Linked DNA regions of Mus musculus: all the other regions are linked to region 1. The links are chromatin loops, found by intact Hi-C in ENCODE. Cell type or tissue: heart. All regions are shown on one strand.

Region 1 (5,000 bases):
ATTTAATTTCCTCTGGTGGTGCCAGTGATGTGTGTAAGAGAAGCTAGGACACTGCCCAGGATCTCAGCTAACCAGGGAAATGGCCTGAGGTGGCCGCAGAGGACCCTGGGAATCGAACTCAGGTCGCCAGGCTTAACTGCAAGTGCCTTTACCCATGGAGCCAATCCATGGGCCTCCACATGGTGAGCTTTGAGAGGCCTTCTCGGTGTGTCAGATCCATGACTTTTAAAATCAGGGTCTCAATCTCCAGCTTGTCTTGCCCAATGGACTGGCACGGAGCTGAGGGTGGTGGTTAGAAATTCATAGAACAGGAGCTGGAGAGATGGCTCAGTGGTTAAAAGCACTGATTGCTCTTCCAGAGGTCCTGAGTTCAATTCCCAGCAACCACATGGTGGCTCACAACCATTTGTAGTGGGATCTGTCGCCCTCTTCTGGTCTGTCTGAAGATAGCTACAGTGTACTTCTATACATAAAATAACTAAATCTTTAAAAAAAGAACTTCATAGAACAGAAACTTGATAGATATAAGAACAGTATGCTTATGTTTTCTGAGCCAGGTGTAGGGCCAAAGGAGGGATAGGAAAAGATGGAGACCATAAAAATACTGTTTCAGTGGTCTTCAGGATCAAGGGGACATTGCAAACTTCTGAGCTGGGGTCCCTTTATATATCTAATTTCCTCTGGTGTCATGAAGGTGGCAGAGATTCCGTGCTAAATGACAGTCGAAGAATGGCAGTGGCTGATGTCCAGCCACTCTGCCTCTCACCAGCGAGTACTAGCCCCCAGACTGTAGGAAGAACTCTAGCTCTTCCTTCAGCACATGGCACCATCCTGGGCCCTTTGCCCCTGGATGAAGGGTGACTACTCATTCACTCAGCACCAAGGGATCACCAACATGGGTGGAGTAGCTCTGCCCCAGGGGTCTGAGATGAAGCCAGGGCTGGGCCATGAGGCCTGGGAGCCTGAGACATACCCTGTCCAAGGAGATGTGGGAAATCTGGAAACGCAGAATGATGACCCAGAGGAGTCCCAGGATGAGTGACTGGTCCCCATCCACAATGTTCTCTGGCCCGATGAAGGGAATGGGCACCTGTGGGCACAGTTGATTGGGCTAAGCCATGAAGCCTATGGTCCTGAGAAAACTGGAGTCTAGGAGGACGGGAGATGGGAGGGGCCTGCCTCTTCCAGCAGAGGTCCTACAGGGAGAGTAGGCAATGAACAATGGCAGGGGAAAGATGGCTTTCTAATGGCTGGGACATTGGTCTAAGGGGACATTCTCTAAGGGGAGATATACTAGATTGGGCCACTGGGTGGAGGACCCTCAAAGGTGGTGCAGAAAATGAGAGTTCTTAAGTGAGCTAAATAGACACAGCCAGTGCCTGTCTCCTCCTCCTAGCGTTGCTGCACCTCAAGGGGGTGCCTGAGCCACTGGATCACCCCCAAACCTCAGTCTCCAGCCAGTGTTTCACCTCCAACTGAGCTATCAGAAGTTTAGAGTTCCCCAGCCCCACCCAGCCAGATTCTCCAAGCCCAGGCCTAGGCCCAGGTGCTATCATCTGCATCTAAGCAAACTGTGAGTGGCTCTGTGGGTCATAAGGGTGAAACCTCTGGTCTAGAGCTTCTTCCTTAGGAGGAGGACTGATTAACTCATGATGAGCACACATCAGAGTCTAAAGAACCTGCCAGTTACCCTCTGGCTCCATTGTCTCTACTGAATCATGCCACACCAAAGCCGAAGAATTCTGAGATCAGCTTTGCTTAAGGCAGCTCCGGTGCCCCATTCTAACACAGGACTTGGTGTCCTCGCATAGGCTGGCTGTCTCCGAGGCTTGAAGGTGTTATCTCTCAGGTGTCTGCATGATTATTCCCCTTTCTTCCTTTAAGCCTCTAGTTTGGTGTCGCTTCCTCAATGTGGCCTACTCCAACCACCTTACTTGAAATTGAAACTGCATTTTTTTTCTCCCACCTAAACATACACATCTGCTCCCATCCCTGCCGTGGTGGGGGTGTTGGTTTTGCTCCCTAACACATCCTCAGTTCTTAGCATATACTATGTAATAATGATGAGCTGAGTGAACAAAGAAAGGAGCGACGTCCTGTAAGACCAGACAGCTGGGAGCTGATCGCCAGCCCTGCCAGCAGAACTTCAGTAGGCATCGCACCCTGTGGGTGTATTCTCTTGTGCCCCACTGGTCTCTGAAGAATGCACCCATGAACTTCCCTCTCTCCCTGACCCTCTCATCCCTCTGTGTTCACCTTAGCTCGGGGCAAAGGAAAGCTTGTGTCCTCCTTCCAGGCTCTCCAGAGTCAACCCTCCCAGCTCTGGGTTTAGCAATAATCCATTGATCAATGAACTTGATCGCGGCAGGAGGAAATCAGCAAATATTCAGGACTTTGTTGTTATTGTTAGTGGTGGTGTGTGTTTACATATGTGTATCTGTGTTGGGAAAACACACACCCAGTTACCACCCTATGTTACAGGGTAGCCCCCACTTGAGATCGTCCTGCCTTGGCTTCTTTCGTGCTGGGATTAATGATGTTAACCACCACACCCAGCCTAGGAATTGCTCAATAACTGACTCTAGGGGAAATCAAAGCTGTGGCTTAACTGTGCTTGGGGTAACTCCCTTGTCTGGTGTTGACTACAGTTCCCTGAGCTATCTAGAGCACTGAGGTTATCACCTCCACGAGTGTCAGTGACCTGCTGTCTAATAAGCTCCTAAAGAAGCCGGGTGTGGAGCTATTCCTGTATTTCTAGGTGTCCAGCTTTCTGAAATGGGAAGATTGAGAACACTCAGGTCCTTTCCCTCATTAGACAGAGATGCTTTCAGTCCGGAGAGGGTTTTAGACTGTTCCTGCTGTGGCCAGCTGGTGGCTGTCTAAGCCAAGCATACAGGGCAAGGAGAACTTTGCTACACCCCTCGCCACCTCCTCAGCTGCACTTCTGGTACTCAAGCCCGGATCTCCTGCTCTGCCTGAGGCCTGGGCCTCCTTTGATGACCTCTGGTTCCTCTCACCCAGCCCTTCAGCCAGAAACACCTTCCCAGAACAAACCTTGGCCCTGAGGAAGGCCAGGGCGTGGCTGTTGTTCTCCAGGAAGTGCACGCGCAGGCGGCCCGGACTGGGCGCTGGTAGGGCCTCCCCAGAGATAAGCTCCAATAGCCGCAGTAGGTGGGCACCGTCAGCAAACTCTGTGTACAGGTTCTGGATCCTGATGCCCACCTGAGGAGTGGATTGAGGCAGATGTGGGGTCAGCCCAGCATCTCCTGCCCACCCCACTTTAAAGCCTGGGAGGGGTAGGCCAGAAATAGCTACAGGTAGATGACTCTACAGCAGACCCCCAGGTCACTGGTCAGAACTGGACGTCCTCAGACCTTGCTTACCCGTCCTAGTCGGAAGATGTTATTGATCCAGTTGGTGAAGGTCTTCTCCTGCATGTGTGTATGCTGAGCCTGGAGCTTGCGGACATGGCCTATCTCATACTCAGAGTCCATGGCCAAACTTGAACTCAGAAGGGCTGAGCTTTGGGCCTGGGTCTTCTCGTCAGGGACGCTGCGGCTAAGGAGGTGGAGGGTTGATGGGACAACCAGCTTATGAGCCTTAGCTCTTTGAGGGTGAATGGCGACTGGGCATTTCCCTGTGTCTGGAGGTGGTGGAGGCATGGGGGCTGGGAAGTACTGTGGAAACTGATGATCCTTCTGCCAGGAGTCTGAGGCCCTATCTTGATACACTGTCCCCATGGAGACAGAAATTACGGATTGGAACCTAAGCGAGTAAGAGGTCTGACTGGTAGCCTGCACTTGAATGACCCAGAGCCACCCCTATCCCAACTTTCCAGACTCTACTCTGAACACCTACTGCTATAGTCCTAGCACCACAGCCATGGCCCCTGCTCTTTGGCGGACAGAAGGGAGCTAGGGTTGCTCACCTTGGCAGTTGATGTCCGGGTCCTCATTAGGAGGTCCCACTGCTGGAATGGAGATACAAAATAGCAAAGCCTGGGGAGTGAGGGAGGGAACCAGAAAGGTCAGGCTGGAGGCACAGTATGGCCCTCCCCTTTGCCAGCCTGTCAGCACACAAGCAGCATTGTCCTCCCACCTGCTACAGGGCGGGACCCAGACAGGAGAGGGTGGCTCAAGAATGCTCTAGGCTCATTGCTAGGGGGTCTCCTCCTTTATCCTCTACCCCATCTCCTGGCTGTTTCCACTGTTGGCAGGTGAGGAGGGTCTTGTTGGCTCTAGTGAGAACATTGCAGGATGCTGAAGTCTAATGAGAGGTATCCATGATCAGGATTTCTGGCTAAAAGCTGTAGACTCCCTTTCTCTTCCACACCCATCCTAGGATGATTGAAGGAGCCGTCTGACAGCCTCTCTCTAACTAGGAATAGCCACAGGAAGCTGTAGTGTCTTGGGCTTAGATTCCCAGGTCTTGAATAGATCTGGGCCACAAGCTCAGCTTAGCTAAGTATTGAGAAGCCAATGACAGATTTATTGTGGCAGAAGGTACCCAGGGAAGCAGCTCCTGCTCATAGCTCCTCTATGAGCAACAACCCCTTCCCACAGGCTTCCTGTCAGTAGTCTTGACCTCTTCTCTCAAAAGCCTTGGCCACAGGGACACTTCCTTGAGGTGCTGTAGGCTCCCCCACCCTCACCCCAGTCTTCAGACATTCACACACAACCATCTCAGAGACTGGGACCCAAGTTCAGTTAGTTATAGGTAACCACCGGGGCAGGTGCTCGCTCTTCCTGACTGCAGCACAAGCCCTCTGCATGGGCTGCCTGATGCCCCAGACTTTGATCAGCTCTAAGGAATATTCTAGAAGAAATGCTACAGTCTTCCAGGCCCAGTTCCTGTTTTGCAGGGAAAGCCTTGTCTTCAGCCATAGCACCCTGAAGGTGCCCAGTCTCATCTGTAAGGGAAAGCTTCATCGGGAAAGCCTTCTGGGTTTGAGGGGCTCTGGCCTCAGCTCCTCCAGGTTTGTGAGATCTGAGGTCAGACAG
Region 2 (5,000 bases), 180 kb after region 1:
AAGAATTACTTTCTTATTATTTTTGTTTGGTCTCTTAGTTGATACTTTTTAAAAAGTTTTCTGACACAATGCTATTCCTGCTATATATATCTTGCTCAGGAAAAAAAGATAATCAGTCTAGTTATTTGTGTTTGCCATTCCCATGACTACCACCTGTGCTGAACAGAAGGCAGAGCTAGGATATGCTGGGTCTTCCTGCTGGGCTTCATGTCTCTGCCTGTCTGCTCTGGGCCTCCTGAGGAGCCCATGGGCTGCAAGATGAGCAATATACCTCGACATCTGTGAGTAGGGCTGACACCTGCTGCTGTCAGTCCTCACCAGATTGGGAAGGGTGATAGCAGGGGAGACAAAGGCACATGCACACTCATGTGCCAGATATGGCAGTGGTCTCAGTCTGCCTCAGGCTGAGCATTCTGTGACCTCACCCCAGCTCTCTCTGACTTTTTCAATGTCTCTGAATGGATGGAGACTCTCCATCCATTTGCTCACTCTATGCCCCTCTCACACTCAAGAGCCTGAAAGCCTGGAGGTGCCCGAACCCCAGAGCAAAGACAGCTTGCAGCGTGCCATGTCTTCCTGGGTCTCGAGGTCACTGCTACAGAATGCATCTACAGCCTGAGGGAATGGCGCTCCACTCTCCCTTACCTCACTCAATTTTGGACCAGGTGGTTGCATATTTGAAGGTCCTTAGGACCACCAGATGCTGGAAGAGTTCAAACGTAGAGCTTCAGGAAAGCACTTGCTTGTCCTGGAAGTCTGAACAGTACTTCTAATCTTTAGTTCCTGCAGCCCATCAAGGCTAATGACCCCAAAACCATGGCATTCTGGGGCTTAGAAATTCCTTCTTAGGGTTGAAGGCAGAGACCAGACCTCACTTTGTATGAAGTTGGCTATCCATAAGTAGGATGTGTTATGCAAGACACAGGGTGTTCCCAAAGACACAGAGCTAAGTACTGCTTTAGAATCTGGGGACCGGTGTGGAAAAGGCACGTCTTGGTCTGTCTTTCCCACTTTCAAGTTTAGTGAGTTTCTATTTGTCTGTTTCGTCGTGCTTTGTTTTAGTTTAACATTCTTAAGATTTTATGTGTATGAGCATTTGTCTGCGTGTATATATGTGCACCATGTGAATGCCTGTTGTCTGTGGAGGCCAGAAGAGAGCATTAGATCCCCTGGAACTGGAGTTAAAGATGGCTATGAGTTACCATGTGGGTGCTGGGAATCAAACCTGGGTCCTCTGCAAGGGCAGTGCTCTGACCTGCTTAGCCCTCTCTCCAGCCCCTTAGACATTTTATGTTCCATCCATCCACCCATCCATCCATTGTAAGTGTATACTCATTTGCCACAGGTCAGAAGGCAACTTTTATGAAGTTGTTTCTCTCCTACCATGTGGGTCCAAGGGATTGAACTCAGGTTGTCATCTTGGCAGCAGGTACCTTTACCTGCGGTACATCTTACCAGCCTTGATTGTTTTGTTTGTTCATTTTTGGTTTGGGTTTTATTATTTTGAAACAGGGCCATGCTATGTAGACTTGGCTGGCCTGGAGCTCCCTGTGTAGATCAGACTGACCTCAAACTTGGTGCTAGGATTAATGTTATGTAACACCATGCCCAGCTTCCTGGTAGTTTTTTTGATGAAGATGATGTTGTTGGTTGGTTGGTGTTTGTTTGTTTTGTTCTGTTTTTGAGGCAGGGTTTTGCTGTGTAGCCCAAGCTGGCCTGTAACTTGCAGATCCCGTGTCTCAGATTCATGAGTGCTGGGAATACAGATGTGTACCACCATCCTTGTCTGTATTTAGTGATCTTGAGAAAGTTGCTTAACCCGTTGATGCCTACCAGCCAGAGACCACCAGGAACTTTGCTGGTAGTTGACAAATTTCATTTGTGGTTTTACCCAAGGAGGCAGCACATGGGAAACTGGAGAGCATCTCAGTAGAGGTGAGGGTGGGACTGAATGAAGGGTTTGGGCTTGTGAGAGATGATTTTAAGGGAATCTTCAAGGTAGCAAAGGTTTGCCCTGGCTTGGGTGCTGTCAGGAGAGAGACAGATATACAAGTGTGTATCTTCATAACTTTTATCTAGGAGGTAGTGAGTGAAGCAGGGATAAGAAGGCATGAGTGGTATCTTATCCACTCTTGAGCCAAGATCAGCTAACGTGAGTCAAACCTGTGACAGTCTTGACTCTTCCATGCTCAGCCACCTTAGGGAATGGTCGTCCCTTGTCTTGTTCTGTCACTGCATGGTAACCATGGTAACTGTTGTCACTATCACTCTGTGAGAGTGCTGCGGCCACAGGAGGGTAAGAGCCTCAGGGCACTCAGAGGCAGGAGCTGGTTTTCCTCCTCTCACTCCTGAATCTCACTACTGAAAGCACAGACGTGGTGATACCATCTGACATCACCGACCACAGTGAGAACGAAGAAGCTCAGCACGCAGCGCCCACGTAAAACAAAGTACCATGCGCAGTACACTGCACGGACACGGTGGCTGGGAAAAGCAAATTTATGGTATTACAAGAAAGCAAATCAAAGCCAGATACGGAAGAGGCAGCTGAGGGAGGACCCTGTGTGGGGACATCAGCTGAGGCCAAGCCCTGAGCTGAAGTCTCTCCTAAAGTTCCCACTTTGCCTCCTGCCAATGGAGCGAGTGTGTGTGTGTGTGTGTGTGTGTGTATAAGTGTAGGAGATAGAGAAAGATATGATAGCAATACACATGAAAAATTCTATGACATTGTCAGTGCAAGGGAGGTCAACATCCAAAAATCAGTAAATGGAGTGAGGCGCATGGATAGAATATAGGGAAAGACTCGCATGGTGGCTCACACTTTTAATCCCAGCACTCGCAGAGGCACAGGCAGGCAGATCCGGTGAGTCTGTGGCCATTTGGGTCTATATAATGAGATCCAGGCCAGCCAGGGATGAAGAGTGAGACTATCCCATCTTTAAGGGGATGTGATGCCCTCTTCTGGCACTTGGGTGTACATGCAGACAGAGCAACTTGTATATTAAATAAATTAAAATTAAAATTAAAAAAAACATAAAAATAAAAACAAACCCACCTGAGTATCCCAAGAGAGGCAAAAATTACGCGACAACATTCAATACCTTTTTATGATATCACTAACAACAAAACCACTCAACAAACTAGGGACAGAACAGAATGTTTTCAATCTGACAAAACCCAAACCCACTTAAGATTGAACAGCAAAACGGTAGGAAGCCTTGATGCTGTCCTTCCATATCAGAAATAAAACCAAGGATGGCTACTCTTGCCGTGTCCGTGGAGCACAATGTCCAGGATTCTAGTCAGGGCAATTCAGTCAGAACAAGAAATAAAACACATTCGAACCAGGAAGGAGGAAGGAAGACCATTTCTTTCATAGATCGCAAGATCCATAACTGAATTCCCTCCAGAATCCACCAAAAAGTATTCAAGCTGGTGAACTGAAGATTGCAGGATTCAAGTTCAAACTACAAAAACTAAGGAGATGTCCATTAGCAGTGAACAGTCTGCTGCCATCAGGTGTCTTATGTACGTGTCACAGGAGGTATTCAATTCCTCTAGGACCAACTGGAAACACAGGGAAGGATGGAGGGTGGGGTACGCCCTCTGGGCAGTGAGGCCAGCTGCAGTGGCTTCCATAGGTGTGCAAGACTGTCGCTCAGCCAGGCCCTGAGGAAGCTGAGCCCCATGGAAGGGGTCCTTTCCCTCCAGCCAGAAATACAAATGTGGGTGGAGAACTGGAAGCTCCAGCCAAAGGCACTGCCACTGTGCCTAGATGCAGGCTGAGTTAAGCCCTTGGAAGTTGGAGGATCATAGTGTGGTCTTCAGAGCCTCAGAGACCCCCTGAGAAGCCTCACGTCTTCACTCCCAATGGCCTGGTCTCTGAAGCCCTCCGTTTCAGAACTGTCCTCAGGGCCTGCAGGATAGTGCCCTGGTTGTTCTGAACATTGTAGTCAGAGAGCTGAAGCAACCGGTCGAAATCTTCGTTCTTGTAGGTCATGTTGTACATGAAGTAGGGGGAGGCAGCCCCTGTGAGATTCACCTGCCCAGCCTTGAGCTCATCAGGGCTGCGCCTGACACCTGCCAAGGATGAGAGGAGGGTCAGGAGCAGGGCCCAGAGGCCTCCATAGGTGTGCAAGACTGTCACTCAGCCAGGCCCTGGGGAAGCTGAGCCCCATGGAAGGGGTCCTTTTCCCTCCAGCCAGAAATACAAATGTGGATGATAAGAAACAAGTTTGAAGTAAGAGGAGTTTGGTCCCCCCTACAACTCCTACAACACATCCCATAGTTCAGACAGTTCATGGGGTTGCCCCACAGCTTCTTGGAGAGTCAGAAACTGAGAACGAGCAAAATTGAGATTAACGAAAGGATTCTTAAAGTTCCTGGTGGGAGCAAAGAGAAGACTTTCTTTGGAATTCTAAGGCCTGGCATCTGGCTACTTAGAAGGCTGAGGCAGGACTGTAAATTCAAGGCCTGGTCTACAGACTGAGATCGCAGACAGCCTGGACGATTAAAACATGGGCTGGGGATGTAGCTACTGAGCTCTTGCTAATATGTGGAAGAACTTGAAAGAAAGAGATAAAGAGAGAAAGGGAGAAAGGGGGAAAGGGGGAAAGGGGGAAAGGGGGAAAGGGGAGGGGAGGGGAGGAGAGGGGAGGGGAGGGAAGGGAAGGGAAGGGAAGGGAAGGGAAGGGAAGGGAAGGGAAGGGAAGGGAAGGGAAGAGAAGGGAAGGGAAAAGGGAAAAGGGAAGGAAAGGGAAAAGGGAAGGGAAGGGAAGGGAAAAGGGAAAAAGGAAGGGAAAAGGGAAGGGGAAGGGAAAAGGGAAAAGGGAAGGGAAGAGGGAAGGGAAGAGAAAAGGGAAGAGAAAAGGGAAGAGAAAAGGGAAGAGAAAAGGGAAGAGAAAAGGGAAGAGAAAAGGGAAGAGAAAAGGGAAGAGAAAAGGGAAGAGAAAAGGGAAGAGAAAAGGGAAGAGAAAAGGGAAGAGAAAAGGGAAGAGAAA
Region 3 (5,000 bases), 86 kb after region 1:
TCTTCTGCTCGGTACAGTACTCACAGGTTTGTTTCAGGGGCTGCAACAGCATGGGAGAGCCGTGAGCACTGGAAGCCTGGGGTAGGGAGACCACACAGAGGTCCTGGGACTGGTTTCCTGATTGTCCTAGCTAACACTGCTCCCAACCTGCTTTGCCACTGTGTGGAATTTTTAGGGGGAAAAAGAAAAAGCTAGCTCAGGACAAAAAGCCCAGGCAGTAGGCTAGTGCCTAGCCAGCCTCGAGCTTCTTCCATGAATTTTTTAAACCCAGAAGCCCTGCTACTGCTACATCGACTAAAAGACAGACCAGTGAGATAGCGGGGGCATCCTGTGAGATTAACAGACTCTGGGCCCAGTCCCCTGGAGTCCTGACTAGCAGTGTCCAAGGGCTGGACTTTGAAAAGGTGCCGTTAAAAGTCCGAGTCCTGTGCCTGCCTTACTTGCATGTGTCCAGCTAGCTACTTAGTCTTGGTTCCCACCTCTGACCTAGGGATAGCAGTGACTGTGCCATCTACATAAAGAACTGGTGCAAGGGCCAGGTGAGAGCCTGGGTAGGGAAGTACACTGTCATTTATTTACAAACCCAGGTCACGATCATTGCTCTCTCTCTCTCTCTTTTTTTCCGAGACAGGGTTTCTCTGTGTAGCCCTGGCGTCCTGGAACTCGCTCTGTAGACCAGGCTGGCCTCGAACTCAGAAATCCGCCTGCCTCTGCCTCCCAAGTGCTGGGATTAAAGGCATGTGCCACCAACGCCCGGCTCATTGCTCTCATTTTTGTCTGTAATTCCCTTCTTCTCCCAGCTTTAGGCTGGATTTTATGTCAAAGTCAACCGGAAAAAAAAAAAAAAGAAAAGAAAAAAACAAAACAAACCAAAAAACAAAAACCAAAAAGCTCAGGATTTTCCCTTAAAGAGAAAGTAGTAGTAGTAATAATATAAATTCAATTCCCAGCAACCACATGGTGGCTCACAATATTTCTAATGGGATCTGATGCCCTCTTCTGGTTTGTCTGAAGATAGCTACAGTGTAGCCATATACACTATATGTGTGTGTGCGTGTATCAACAATACCACCATTGGTCACCTGTGTGATCATATGGAAAAAAATTTAAAAATAAGATACTACAAACGAATCATGATTTTTTTTTCAGCTGAAAAATGACCAAGTATATCAGATGCTCAAACGTGATAATAAAGTTGCCATTTACTGAGTGCATGTAAACCCCAAGTCCCAGCGCATGAAAGCCGGCCAGTTGCCTGTGAGATTTAGTCCTCTAGCCTGCACCGTGCCATGCCTTAGTCTCAGAGTGTGTTTGCAGAGCACATTCTTCCATTGCAGCCGCTCAGGCCTCTGAGGTGATGGTGCTGTAACCGCGCAGGAGCCCTGAAGCCGGGGATGTCTCTGTAATACTTGCCTTTGTCTGGGATCCTGCGCAGTAATTGAGGTGGATGATAAGGTCGACTTTTCTCTCTGGCCTAAGGAGGGGTGCGTAGCTGGAGTTGACAAAGAACGCAGTGTCCAGCAGGTTCAGGTGTTTTGCAAACTGTGTCAGCTGGTTTGGGAAGGTGTCCAGTACTGTGTCTGAAAGTCAAGCCTTCTCGTTACCATCCTACCAGGTGACCTGATGTCAGCTGTGGGTGAGGTGAAGGCCCTGGTATGTACTGAGTGCCCTCCCTGGAACTTTCTCTCTTCAGCCCCGGCCTCTAGCCTCCCACATACTCCCTAGGGCACTGAGTCCTACTTTTCTGTGTAGGCTAGTGGACACCAGCATGCTCTTGAAGCTTTAGCAAGTCTTCTATGGGTTATGCACACAAACCCACTGTGACCCATCCATAGACCTAGTGGTGAAGAAAGGGCTTAAGGGCATCTTATAAACTATGGATACCCACGGACCCAGAGTTATCAGCCCCGTTGTCACCAGAAAGCAAGGACAAAATAACAGTCCATGCTGAAGGGAATTTGCAGGCTGTGGACAAATAAAACAACAGAGAAGATTGCCATATGGTGGGATAGGACGAATGTTAGCCCTAGTCCCTAAAGCCTTTTCAAGGAGGCATACAGAATCCCAGCTATGAGAGTGTGGCCTAAGGCCTGGGGCTGTGAGACTGAGCTGGGTTGTGTGTCCTCAACTGCAATGGGGGCACCACTCACAGTCAAAGGTGCTCCCAAAAGATATTGCTAAAAAAGTCCATATTTTTCCATTTGTACAACTGGGCCAACTTCTGAAGCTGGAACTGCTAGGAAGATTCTGTGGTCACAGTCAATTAACTAATTAATGCCTATATTGCCCCCTGCTGGCAAAGCCATATTCATTCAAGCTCTCAGTCATAAATAGAGTGTCATGCCCTGCCCCACTCCCCTCCTCGCCACCTCCCTTACCCAAGCTGGCTGTGTTCTGCCCATTAACATGACCAGAGGAGACCATCTTCCTCTATGGCCACATCCATGCTTGCTTTTCCTTCCTCCCAACTTTGCCAGCCCAGGTTGTGGTACCTTTCCACATAGAGAACTGCCTGTTCTGTAAGTAGTCAGTATGCAGCTGCATCCCGTACAGGAAGTTGTGGAACTCAGACACGAAGGGCCTGCGTGTGAGGATTTCTCGGAAGGTGTTGGACAGCCATGTCGTTGGGATCACTACTGTGGTCTCTAGGGGGTTATCGTCACACCTAGGGATTTCAGGCAGGATGGGATCATCTTCTGTAGGGAGAAGGGATAGAGGGCAGGTTACAAAAGCTGGGGTAGTACCTGGTTGCTTGACCCCAGAGAGCGATCCATTTTATGAGACAAGGGTGGAGGATATGGAGGGTATAGAAAAGGAGAAAGAGAAGGTAGGAAGGCCCCGGCGAGGATGGCGAGCCCAGAAGTTTGGTTTTTCTCTGTGCTCACAGATTCCCTAGGCTTATCAGCTCTCTGGATATCAGAAGCATCCTTCTGGCCTCAGCATGAGTACCGCCTACAACCGCCCTGCCCCCAGTGATGCTCTAGGCAAACTGCCTTCCCATGTCTGGGGTGATGTGGAAACCCTGACAGGCAATCAGTCCTTGCTTCATGACCCATACCCAGTATATTCACTACCCAAGAGGGGAACTAGGGTGTCACCCACCGATGTCATGCAGTCTCTCCCTTGTCCACCTATAGAAAAACTCCTCTGAGGTGTGAGACAAATTCCAGGCATCAAGCAGGTTCAGGGAAAAGATGCTACTCCACAACCCTAGAGAAGCAGAGAGGTCATGAGCAACTGTCCCCAGACTCCCTGCCTGCCCACCCCAACTCTCACTGGTTCGGCCTTATCCCCATGCCTACTCTAGGCCAGGCTATTTGGAGGGTGGGGCAGGGCAGGGCCGACTTGGATTTCTGTCTCCCACAGGACAGTTCTATGCAGACTGACGGTACCAATGCTCAGCTCTTTTTCTCCCTTCCCTCAGTGCAGGGAGCAGGGAGTGCTTAAGGCATAGCTATGTCGGGGAATGACAGCTGAAAGTGTAGGCTTTAAGTTCAGGCCCTGCTCTGATCTTGCATCAGTCTACATGAAGAAAGCATTAAGACAGTATCTGGTATACAGTAAGCCTTGATACACATAAGGCTGGATCTTACTTTTAATGTAAAATTTATATAGTAATATTATAAAGATACATTAAAATTTCAATAATAATAATAATAATAAAGCCAGATATAGGAACTCACATCTGTAGTCCCAGTAGGGAGGTTGAAGCAAGAGGACTGACATGAATTTGAAACTAGCCTAGGATATTTATAAAATAAGTTCCAGGCCCACCTGGGCTACAGAGTGAGACCCTATCGCCAACAAGCAAATACTAATGATTATATTCTTAACTTAATTTAATTTCTCATCTTACATGGAGATGAGAAAACAGGTCCAGAGAAATTAGGTAATAGACAACCTCTGTGCAGCTAACATGTGAAGAACCAGATCAAACTGATCTACAGGTTTGAGAAGCATATGGGACCAAGTCTCAGGGAAGAAGGAACTGTGGGTTGTGAGCTGCAGTGTGGAGTTCGTAGAAGAAATGAGCCTTGAGTTAGATTTTCTGAAATGGGTTGCTCTGGAGTAAGTCGATAGACATCCTGTTTAAATAAAAGAAGTTCAAGCCGGGTGGTGGCGCATGCCTTTGATCCCGGCCCTCGGGAGGCAAAGGCAGGCGGATTTCTGAGTTCGAGGCCAGCCTGGTCTACAAAGTGAGTTCCAGGACAGCCAGAGCTGTCCTGTCAGTCTGTCAGTATACAGAGAAACCCTGTCTCCAAAAACAACAACAAAACAAACAAACAAAAAAAGAAGTTTAAACAGCAGCCCTTGAAGCTGTAATGATAGGCTTATTTTCTGAGGTCACTTTTTGCAGATGAGACTCTGAAGCAAAGGACAAAGATTGGCTGTCACAGTCCGTGGACCCTGTACTCAGTGACCTTGGCTTCTGAGGAACCAAAGAGCAAGGAACAGGGAGCTGGCTAGGCTTCCCCAACCAGTGGCTCTGTCCTTTCTGTTGGGGGTCTTCTCTGCCTGGGATCTGAGATGCTGTGTCTTTCCTGCAAGCAGACCCACTGCTGCCTGGAGCCAGGCAGGGAGAAAGTTGGGGTGCTAATCTTCTCTCTCATGGGGCTGGAGAGATGGCTCAGTGGTCAAGAGCACTGACTGCTCTTCTAGATAGAGGTCCTGAGTTCAAATCCCAGCCACAAATATCTTTTTAAAAATCTTTTTTTCCTATCTCAGCTTTCCATATCTCAGATCTTCCATGCAAGATCTTCTGAGTAAACCTCAAATAGACCACAGGAGCCCAGGGTGCTGGGATCCTCCCTTTACTGAAGTCTCCCTGGGCCTAACAGGCTTTGGGAAGATTAGAGCAGTTGCGATCTGGAAGTAGATTCAGGAGCTCCTCCTGGTTTCATGCAAAGCAGCAAATCCAGAAAGTTCAAGAGCTCAAGGCTAAGCAAGGCGACCAGCAATGGGCCCGGATTCTCCCTGTTATCTGTTAGTCAAAGGCAGGC
Region 4 (5,000 bases), 200 kb after region 1:
ACTTGGGAGGTAGAGGCAGATGGATGTCTGGGTTTGAAGCCAGCCTGATCTACAGAGCCAGTTCCAAAGCAGTCATGCTTCTAGTGAGACCCCATCTAAAAATATTTTTCAAAGAAAGGAACTGATGTCAGTAATGGGGTGTTGGCGCATCATAGTGTGATGGGGTAAAATGCTGGGAAGGAAGGGAGGTCTGGGGGGGTCTGTCTAAAATGAGGGACCCCATGGAGGGCATCTCTGAAGAGGTGTTGTTTGAACTAAGATGGGGAGGGGGAGAAGCAGGAGGCAGAAGAGGAAGAGGAGGTACTGGAGGCAGCCGGAAGACCTGGAAAGTACTTGACATGTTTGAAAAGCAAAAGGAGGGAAGGATGGCCAGAGCATCAAGAAACAGAAATGAGAGAGCAGAGAGGACGAGGCCAGGCTGCACAGGCTGCCTGTGTGGGCATCAACAGGTTTTATTCTACCAACACTAAGTCTTCTGATGGAGGAACACGGAAAGATTGACACTGTGTGATCGTCCCCAGCCCCCACTGATGTTCCCTGAGCACAAGAGGCCTGGCCTTGGTAGGAAAGGGCATGGAGCTAGCTAAGGGTGGTGGGAGATTTGGAGAGCAGAGACTCACCCTCAGGTACCCATTCAGTTCTGTGTCTTGGCCCCTCATGTAGTGGAAGCTGAAGGTAAAAGCTGTGTCCGGGAAAAATGTCTGTGTGTCCTCATATGACCCCTTCAGCATAAGCTCCAGCTCTAGTTTGTCCTGGCCTAGGGAGGAGACCAGATGAGAAGGAAGGAACAAAGGAACCTTGAACTCCATCTCGGATCTGGGATACTAGCAGAAGTGGCTGTTTGTAGAAGAGGAGGTTGAGGCTGGACCACAGTGAGCAGGGTTCTAAAGAGAGCCTTCCCAGATTGCTTGCACGGTATAGCCCGAGGGGCTCCCACCTATGGCAGAGCTGTTCCCTTCTTGTACAGGTTTCCCAGCAGCCTGTGCCCACCGTGGTCCAGGCAGAGTCCAGTTCTCACCTGCTGCCATGGCGGTGTTCCCGGCTCTGTCCAGGGAGACATCCAGGTGTGACAGTTCTCGGGCCTGGGGCAGACGACATCATAGTCAAAGAATTTCACACGGTTAGCTGAGGTCCCCTCTACCTCAACCCTGAGGCCCATTGAGCCTCAAACCACCACACACACAACACAAAGTGGGGTACAGAATAGGATTTCACCCATCTCTGACCTGCTGCAGACCGCTAAGCCTACTGTAGTCTCATGTGGGACATCCAAGTCAGTCCACCCCTGCCTGCTCCTGTTCTTAACTTTCTCGTCTTCTGAAAGCTCTAAAAGCTCCCGGCTCTCAGGCTCAGGTCTCTCTGTTATGGCTCCAGTGTTCATCTCACAGATTCTCAAGTATGTGGGAATCTCAGGCCCACAGGCGGAAGGTGACAGTAAAGCATTCAGAGCCATAGTGACCAGAACATCTCTTGATTATCCTCAGCTTCACCGACTTGCTTTTAGAGCTCTCCCTGGGAAGCTCGGTGGCTGAGGCTGCTCTGGCCAGCCCTTCCAACAGAACTGCTGGATCTAACTACACACTACTCATCCCCACAACTCAGGGTGTGTGTGTGTGTGGCAACTTCTGGAAGTGCTAGTTCACTGTTTTATCTTTGACATGAAGTCTCAATATGTAGTAGCCCTGGCAGAACTGAAACTCACTGTGTAGACCAGGCTGGCCTCATGCCTCTGCCTCTCAGGTGCTGGGATTACAGACAGGTGCCACGGTACCAGGCTACCCTACGAATTCCTTTTAAAGGTAAACTAACCATCTGACCGGCGTGTTGCAAGCCCCTGAGGTGTGTTCCAGGGGTCAGCTCCAGGTTTTATTCATCTGACTCCAGTTAATGAACCCCACAATCAATAGGCAGCTTTCGATGCAGCGCTCGCCACCTTGTGGCCATTACTGCCTACTGCAGTTTCATGAGATCGCCAAGAGACAGGCTTGCAAATTCTACTAGAAACACCTTCCAAACCTCAGTGACCTCAATATTAATAAATGGCCCTGGGCCTGGCATGCAGGACTCCACTGTGCTCATTACACATAACTAAACATCAGCAAAAAGCATCTACGTTTTCTCAACAGTTCTCCAGCCATCCAGCTGGAAGCCTGGACAGGCTCTGTATAGTCACGTGACCTCAGCTCTGGACGGACACACACACACACACACACACACACACCCAAGCCCTACAGGATGATCTTTTGGGAGTCTGGGGTAGTTTTACCACAAAGCCCTAGCCCTGTCTTGTCCCTTCCCCTCCACACCCCAGAATACCGTTCCCAACTGCCCCGCTACCCCCGAATCTCCCGAGTCACAGGAAGGTCGTTACCACAAGAACATTGTTGGTGATGAGGTTTTCTGGAGGGTCCCACCTGAGAAAATCAAAACATCCATTCTGAACTTAGGAAATCAAAAGTGTTCAAAAAAGTATTGACATTATCACCCCCACCACCATATTCCTATCCACAGGGATATCCCTGGGTGATACAGGATTAGGAGAGACGCTGCTGTGTCTGGCAAGGTGAAATGAGAGCAAAGAACAGGGGAAATGCCACCCACCCTCCTCCTTGCTCCCAAGAGGAGCCCCAGACCTCTCCAGCAGATGCAGAGCTGGGAAGGTGGCTCAGATGAACAGACCCGGGTCAGAGCCAGTTTTCAAAGAAGAACTAGTGTCCTCAGCCACCTTCCAGCCCTTCATTCTTACGTTCTTTCCATTAGGAGCTCCACATCTAACTCTTCTGGTCCCTGTAATCAAAGAGGGTCGGCATGTACAGTTGACACCAATCTCTTAAAAGCATTATCCTGCCGTCTCTAGTAGTCTCCAAGGAAGGTATACTATTGAGACTATTTCCAGTACAAAATTAAGGGGAAGATAAGCCAGCTATTAAAGTATCAGAAGCTAGAGGACTACAGGTTCTTCCCCCTGGTTTCCCAAGCCCTGATGGGACTGAAAGAGCTTGGCTAAAGGTGATCTGAGGATACCCAGCTCCTATTTCTTCTTCTGTTGAGGAGGCTTCTGGGCCCCATAATTCTACCATCCCCTCCCCAAGTCTGTAGCAGGAAACAGAACCAGACCTTGGTGGGGCAGGCCTGGAGTCCCTTGAGCAAGGGTGATGGGTCCACACTGCTCTCTGGTGGTTGCACTGAGCAGTTTTTTGAGGGCTATCATTGAGGTGACTAAGGCTCTGACATGGGGAGATGCTGTCAGGAATAGCAGCTAGACCGACCAGTCCCTTTCCTGTTCAATGAGAATCAGCTTTTGTCCCGTGAGTGACTACAGCCAGCAGCATCCTGGCAGGTAGGAAACGTTGAGCAATTTCCTTAGCCTGAAGCCTTCTTACCCACCTGAGGATTCAGGCTGAAGGTTTTCTGGAGCAGCTGTCCAGGAAGGATTTCTGAGACATCATAAGAAACCTTGAAGCAGATGTCATCTTTCGTAATTACGTCTTCGTCATAGATAGTTAGTTCTAGAATGTTCTAGGGGCCAGGAACATAACATAGTATCTTTTCATTGCAACATTAGCTCATATACACAGGTAAAGCCAAATCCAGTGAAGTCCCTAGTTTCCCCTCCTGTGTTTTTTATAATGACTTATTTAGTATGTCTGTGTAAGGGTGTTGGATCCACTGGGACAGGAGTTGCAGATAGTTGTGAGTTGCCATGTAGGTGCTGGGGATTGAACCCTGGTCTTCTGGAAGAGCACCCAGGGCTCTTAACCTCTGAGCCATCTCTCCAGCCCTCCCTTTGTGGTTTTTAATTATAGTTTTTTAAAAAAAGATTTATGCATTTACTCTATGAATGTGAGTACACTGCCACTGTCTTCAGACACACCAGAAGAGGGCATCAGATCCCACCACAGGTGGTTGTGGGCCACCATGTGGTTGCTGGGAACTGAACTCAGGTCCTCTGGAAGAACAGTCAGTGCTCCCAACCGCTGAGCCATCTCTCCAACCCATAATTTTTTATTTAATAATCATACAAGAATATAAAGTCTTTGGATCTAATCTACCCTCGCCCCCCACCCCTCCCTTCCAATTCCTCCGTTACCTTCTACAACTCCTTCCACCTTCGTGCCTTCCCTCAGTCTCTCTCTCTGTCTCTCTGTCTCTCTCTGTCTCTCTCTCTGTCTCTCTCTGTCTCTGTCTCTCTCTGTCTCTCTGTCTCTCTCTGTCTCTCTCTCTCTCTGGCTTATTACATAGAGTCCACTTAGTGCCTCCTGCATGTGTGTAAGTGTGCACCATCTACTGGATGGTACACTCTCAGAGCCCAAATCCCCGAAGAAAATGGACCAAATCCTCGAAGAAAATTGACTCTTCTTTTCCCAGTAGCCATCAGCTGCCAATAGTTCCCCAGACAGAGGACAGAGGGTGGGGCTTTATGGGCCCCTCCTCCATGTGGACCAAAATCAAGGGAGACCAGGGCTTCAGGCCTGTAACCCTAGCCCTGGGGAGGTGGCTACAAGAGGACCATATATTTGAGGCTGGTCTGAATCACACAGTGATTGACTGTCTCAAATATGTATGTATGTATGTATGTATGTATGTATGTATGTATGTATGTATGTATGTATCCTGAAGAATTTTCTTCCTAGGCTGGGCATAGTGGCTCATGCCTACAATCTAGCAGTCAGGAGGCAAAGACAGGAGGATTGCTATAAGTTCAAGGTCAAGCCTGGCTACATAGTAAGAGCTAAGCCATCTAAGCCTATGTAAAAAGAATGTATCTGAAAACAACAATACTTTACACTCCCCCCCCCAAGAAAAAATAAGCTTGGGTATGGTTGCATATGAAAGCAGAGTCAGGTAGATCTCTGTGAGTTTGAGACCAGCCTGATCTACATAGTGAGGTCTAGTACAGCCAGAACTACATAGCAAGACCTTGACTGGGAAAAAAAGAAAAGAGAAAGAAAACCAATATTTTAAAATGTCTCCTGGGGCAGGCAAGATGGTTCAGTGTT

What was found. Hi-C counts contacts between places; a loop is a spot of excess contacts. Peaks named below come from ENCODE experiments on the same cell type or tissue, not always from the same donor. Only the 100,000 strongest peaks of a DNase experiment are listed, where the experiment ranks them.
Region 2: it touches region 1 in a loop (2.8-fold over the local background); 10 of 42 quality-filtered maps call a loop at or near these places.
Region 3: a loop joins it to region 1, with 6 times the contacts of the local background. A loop is called at or near these places in 27 of 42 quality-filtered maps.
Region 4: it touches region 1 in a loop (3-fold over the local background); 20 of 42 quality-filtered maps call a loop at or near these places.

Annotation. Positions count from the first base shown.
Region 1 is chr2:120,082,185-120,087,184 of GRCm38, forward strand. It overlaps Sptbn5 (spectrin beta, non-erythrocytic 5), which reads right to left. Exons shown (of 67, transcript NM_001370938.1): 1 at 3,929-5,000; 2 at 3,384-3,558; 3 at 3,055-3,222; 4 at 974-1,090. The coding sequence starts at 3,494. Among named protein-coding and RNA genes, the nearest start is that of Sptbn5, 4.2 kb to the right of the region's middle. In heart, CTCF peaks have their summits at 441 (motif pointing left) and 2,875 (motif pointing right); DNase peaks (open chromatin) are centred at 2,607 and 2,997; H3K27ac peaks cover 800 bases.
Region 2 is chr2:120,262,786-120,267,785 of GRCm38, forward strand. It overlaps Pla2g4d (phospholipase A2, group IVD), which reads right to left. Exons shown (of 20, transcript NM_001024137.1): 20 at 3,084-4,080. The coding sequence ends at 3,854. All of the region lies in intron 1 of Gm52560 (a long non-coding RNA gene), which reads left to right. Among named protein-coding and RNA genes, the nearest start is that of Gm52560, 4.0 kb to the left of the region's middle. In heart, a CTCF peak has its summit at 2,969 (motif pointing left); no DNase peak of the experiment used is centred here; H3K27me3 peaks cover 1,512 bases.
Region 3 is chr2:120,168,616-120,173,615 of GRCm38, forward strand. It overlaps Pla2g4e (phospholipase A2, group IVE), which reads right to left. Exons shown (of 20, transcript NM_177845.4): 16 at 3,103-3,210; 17 at 2,493-2,696; 18 at 1,414-1,580; 19 at 1-40. Among named protein-coding and RNA genes, the nearest start is that of Ehd4, 17 kb to the left of the region's middle. In heart, CTCF peaks have their summits at 999 (motif pointing left) and 2,288 (motif pointing left); a DNase peak (open chromatin) is centred at 2,386; H3K27me3 peaks cover 232 bases.
Region 4 is chr2:120,278,248-120,283,247 of GRCm38, forward strand. It overlaps Pla2g4d (phospholipase A2, group IVD), which reads right to left. Exons shown (of 20, transcript NM_001024137.1): 4 at 3,388-3,519; 5 at 2,747-2,787; 6 at 2,372-2,414; 7 at 1,019-1,082; 8 at 621-757. Among named protein-coding and RNA genes, the nearest start is that of Pla2g4d, 8.3 kb to the right of the region's middle. In heart, CTCF peaks have their summits at 1,941 (motif pointing left) and 3,184 (motif pointing left); no DNase peak of the experiment used is centred here; H3K27me3 peaks cover 241 bases.